2 separate regions of the Homo sapiens genome follow, and region 2 is linked to region 1. A link is an interaction called in ENCODE POLR2A ChIA-PET data of the cell type or tissue named here. Cell type or tissue: B cell. All regions are shown on one strand. Region 1 overlaps B4GALT1 (beta-1,4-galactosyltransferase 1). Region 2 overlaps SMU1 (SMU1 DNA replication regulator and spliceosomal factor).

Region 1 (2,500 bases):
AGCATTTTGCACTGTTTCAAAATCTAACTCATGAAGGCTTCGAAGGTGTAGGAAATGATTTCTTTCTTTTTTTTTTCTTTTTGAGACGGAGTCTCACTCTGTCGCCAGGCTAGAATGCAGTGGCACAATCTTGGCTCACTACAACCTCCGCCTCCTGGGTTCAAGCGATTCTCCTGCCACAGCCTCCCGAGTAGCTGGGACTACAGGCACACACCACCATGACCAGTTAATTTTTGTATTTTCAGTAGAGACGGGGTTTCACCATGTTGGCCAGGATGGTCTCGATCTCTTGACCTCATGATCTGCCTGCCTCGGCCTCCCACAGTGCTGGGATTACAGGCACGAGCCACCGCGCTCGGCTGGTTTGTTTCTTAAATCAGATGTTTGTGGTATTTTTCTTTATACCTTTGGTTATATCTTTAAACTTGAACAATAAATATTTTAAAATATGACCCACAGATGGGAAAGGTGACCCCCTCCCTATCCCATTCCTAGTAAGGAAGTATCTTCCAAAATAAGGATGTCAAAACATACAACTCAGTGACCAGAAAACAGGAATAGTCTATTCTTAATGCTGACATGATATGTCTTGGGTACACCACACACAAACACAAGTTCAACACCCCCAACACCCACTGTTCTTTCCACCAACTCACCATCCAAGCCACTATTTGTTTCTTTCCCTAGGACCTCTTTTTCTTTTTCTTTTTTTTAAGAGACAGTTTCTCGCTCTGTTACCCAGACCAGAGTGCAATGGCATGATTATCGAACTCCTGGGCTCAAGCAATCCTCTCGCCTCAGCCTCCCGTGGGACTGCAGTGCATGCTACCACACCCAGCTAAGTGAGAAACATTTTTTCAACAGGAAACAGAATACATCTGTGGTCTCAGTACCCTGCATTTGGGAACAGAGAGAAAAACAAAGAATTTGCTGAAAAAAAATAGGCCAGGTGCGGTGGCTCACACCTGTAATTCCAGCATTTTGGGAGGCTGAGATGGGTGGATCACCTGAGGTCAGGAGTTCGAGACCAGCCTGGCCAACATGGTAAAACCATGTCTCTATTAAAAATACAAAAATTAGCTGGGCGTGGTGGCACTTGCCTGTGATCCCAGCTACCTGGGAGGCTGAGGCAGGAGAATCGCTGGAACCTGGGAAGTGGAGGCTGCAGTGAGCCGAGATCATGCCACTGCACTCTAGCCTGGGCAACAAAGCAAGACTCCATCTCAAAAAGAAAAAAATAATAAAAAATAAATTAAAGGAGACTGCCAGACAAGGTCCACACAGCAGACCGTAGGTGGCCAAGTGGGAAGCTAGACCAACTGGGCACAGTGGGGCCAGGTGCTCATCCATTCATCTGTGCTCAGAAACAGTCCTGCCACATGCCTGACCTGCCACACTTGGTAGTTCTTCTAAAACATGACTTAAAAGTGACTTCGTCAGCAATGAACCACTGACTGACCTCAGTGGAACTGCCATTTCTCATGCCTTACTCTCTCCCTCATTAAAGTCCCACTCAACCTTCAAAGGCCAAGCACTCAAGTTGCTTTCGCAATGCTGGTAGCTTTCTGTCTATTGCAGAGGCTTTCATGCTGTGCAGTGCAAGAAGAATCATCTGCAGAAGTATGTGAATTTACAGGTTCTTGAGTCCTACTCACCAGATTGATTTGATAAGCCTGGGGCAGGGGCCCAGGAATCTGCATTTTAACAAGCACTGTAGGTAACTGCAATTTTGATGCAATTCCCTGGACTACATTTTGAGAAACGCTGGTTTACAGGTTCACTTATTAACTACCACTTCCCTCCCACCCTCATGAAGCAATTTAAGAATGAGGTCAAGAAAAACAACTTACACTCAGGAACTACTGTGTATTTTCCTCTCTGAAAATGTGTAACATGTTTTGCTTTCAGCTTTTGCAAATGGTCAAATATAATAACTACGTTGGGACCCATGGTTTGAATATCTTTTTTTTTTTTTTTAAACTGGGTCTTGCTCTGTAGCCCAGGCTGAATTGCAGTGGTGCCAGCTCACTGCAGCCTCAAACTGCTGGGCCCAAGCGATCCTCCTGGGCTGTGGTCTCGGCCTCCTGAGTAGCTGGGATCACAGTCACGAGCCACACAGCTCAGCTAATTTTTAAATTTTTTGTAGAGATAAGGTCTCACCTGAGATGTTGCCAGGCAAGTCTCAAGCTCCTGGTCTCAAGAGATTTTCCTGTCTTGGCCTCCCAAAGTGTTGGGATTACAGGCATGAGCCACTGTGCCTGACTAAATATCTACCTTTTCACTCTTCCTCTTAATTTTCTAAGTTCCATTTTCTCTTTATTTATTTATTTTTGAGGAGGAGTCTCACTCTGTCGCCCAGGCTGGAGTGCAGTGGTGCGATCTCAGCTCACTGCAACCTCCGCCTCCCAGGTTTCAAGCGATTCTCCTGCCTCAGCCTCCCAAGTAGGTGGGACTACAGGCATGTGCCACCACACCCAGCTAATTTTTTGTATTTTTAGTA
Region 2 (2,500 bases), 78 kb before region 1:
ATTTCCTCTTCTGTTAACTGTTTATTCATGTTATTTGCTCACTTATCTATCATGGTCTTACCATTCTCACCAATTAGTGAGCTTTAACGTGATAAAGGTATTTGTTGTTTATGTTTGCTGCAAAGAATTCTTTTACCAACTTTTTTTTTTTAAAGAGAGGGGTTCTCATTCTGTCAGGCTGGAAAAGTGGCATGATCACAACTCACTGCAGCCTTGAACTCCTGGGCTCAAGCAGTCCTTCTGTCTCAGCCTTCCAAGTAGCTGTGACTATGTCTATTTTGGATTATAGCTTTATAGGTTTCTTTTCATCTTAAGTTCCGTTCTCGAGTGATGAAATCTGTTTACCTTTTCCTTGGTGTTTAATCTCTAAGTTTGGGAAGACTATCAGGTTTGATAGATTATATTATCTCCCAGTGTTTTTCTATTATCTTAAAATATCTAACTTTCTATCTGAAATTATGCTACATAAAATATGGGAGCAGGCTCTGATCTGACCTCTCCCCCGCAATTCTAAAGTCAGTGTCCCAACATCATATACTAAATGTATTTTTCTCTTATTCCTAGGTTTTGTGGTATTCCCCATTGTCATCCGTGGAATTATTATAAATAACAGAATTGGGTTTTTGCACTGTTGTTGCACTGGTTGCAACAGATGTTCTTGTGTCCACTACCAAAATGATGCAAATTATAGGTCTTTATTAAATGCAGTATTTCTAAGACTAGTATGCTCTCAACATTCTTCCTTTCCAAAGTTTCTTTGCTAAATATATTTTTTCTTTTTTTTTTTTTTAATTGAGACAGAGTCTCACTCTGTCACCCAGGCTGGAGTGCAGTGGCGCGATCTTGGCTCACTGCAAACTCTGCCTCCCGGGTTCAAGTGATTCTTCTGCCTCAGCCTCCCAAGTAACTGGGATTACAGGCGCACGCCATGATGGCCAGCTAATTTTTCTATTTTTAGTAGACACAAGGTTTCGCCACGTTGGCCAGGCTGGTCTCCAACTCCTGACCTCGGTTGATCCACCCACCTGGGCTTCCCAAAGTGCTGGGATTACAGATGTGAACCACCACACCCGGCCACATTTTACTTTTCTTCTTCTACATGCTTTCCCTAGGTAATTACATTTACAGCTTCAACTACTACTATAATTTCCAAATCTATAATTTTAGCCAAAACCTCTAGGTTAAGGTCCAGATTCACAGATCCAAGGGCCTATACTGCAAGTTTCCACTTGTATGTCCCACAGGAACTTCAAAACATCTAAAAACGGATCATTTCCCCTATCCCTAGTTTCTACCCCAGCCCCCAACAAATCTGTCCTTCTTATATTTTCTACCAAGTCACTCAAACCAGAAACTAAAGGGAAACGAAACCTAGAACCAAAACCTCACTTGCTCTTCACATCTAACCAATTAAATGTAGAACACATGAGTTTATTTCCACTGTCTCTAGAAAATCCACTGAAGTGATGGTAATTAAGGAATAAAAAAGATACATGCCCCAAAAGACAAAGAGAATGGGAGAACAGCAAGAAAAAAATGTTAGTTAAATTTTAGAAGGTGAAAAGTGAATGGACTAGTGGAAACCAAAAACAGAGAAAACCGAAACCTAATTGTACAAGGTGAAGAAGGGGAAGCCACAAGAAGCAAGCCAAACTACCTTGCAAAACTCCAAAAAGGCTTAGGAACTGGAGGAATCACATACCCTTCAAGCACAAGGCATGCTTCAGGGCTGAAAACAGGGGCAATATTAAAGTCTGCATAAGGAGCATTTAGCTACCACGACTTCTCCCAACCCTGAGCAACCACCTCGCCTTAGCCTCAAGAGAAATCAGGTGATGTATATTCTGGAAAGGTTGAGGTCCTAGGCTCTGAAAATCTCAGTAGAGCTGAGGACAGGGTGGAGGTGAGAAGCCACAATGAAAACTGGGGGCTTCAGTGTACACTGGTATGCTGAACAGTGAGATTTCTCTATCCTCCACTCCTACCTGCATCCTCTCAGCTCTCACTCTCAAGATATGGTTTAGGCAAGAACTACTCTCCAAGCAGGAACTACTCTCTGGAAAAGCTGACCAGCCCAAGAGAACATTTCTGCAGAGAATGACAAATGAGGATCCCCATCCTATCATCCCAGGCTGAAGTCTATCAGTTCTCAAACTCCTCTTTCCAACCACCCAACCTGACATACCATAGCAGAGAGCTCTAAATATTTGAGGAAAACTCCCACATATGGTCAGCAAAACAAACAGGGAAGGGGAAAACTCAGAGAAAAAGAAAAAATAGGAATACAGGGACAATGCAGGAAGGATAATAAAACTTTAAACATTTAAAGAGAAAGAAAGATACACGGTATTACAGACACAAATAAAATCTCAAAAATTTATTTCTATGCTTCCTTTCTCAGGAAGTTACTGGACTCAGTACTCCCACAAAATGAGGGTCTAGGCTGGGCTCAGCGGCTTACACCTGTAATCCCAGTACTTAGGAAGGCAGAGGCAGGATA

The links. Peaks named below come from ENCODE experiments on the same cell type or tissue, not always from the same donor. Only the 100,000 strongest peaks of a DNase experiment are listed, where the experiment ranks them.
Region 2: POLR2A ChIA-PET joins it to region 1 with 8 read pairs; 12 of 35 experiments call an interaction of 5 or more read pairs at or near these places.

Annotation. Positions count from the first base shown.
Region 1 is chr9:33,141,920-33,144,419 of GRCh38, forward strand. All of the region lies in intron 1 of B4GALT1 (beta-1,4-galactosyltransferase 1), which reads right to left. Among named protein-coding and RNA genes, the nearest start is that of B4GALT1-AS1, 24 kb to the right of the region's middle. In B cell, no CTCF peak of the experiment used is centred here; DNase peaks (open chromatin) are centred at 792 and 1,512; H3K4me3 peaks cover 1,882 bases; H3K27ac peaks cover 2,500 bases.
Region 2 is chr9:33,063,967-33,066,466 of GRCh38, forward strand. All of the region lies in intron 4 of SMU1 (SMU1 DNA replication regulator and spliceosomal factor), which reads right to left. Among named protein-coding and RNA genes, the nearest start is that of SMU1, 11 kb to the right of the region's middle. In B cell, no CTCF peak of the experiment used is centred here; a DNase peak (open chromatin) is centred at 1,365; H3K27ac peaks cover 1,646 bases.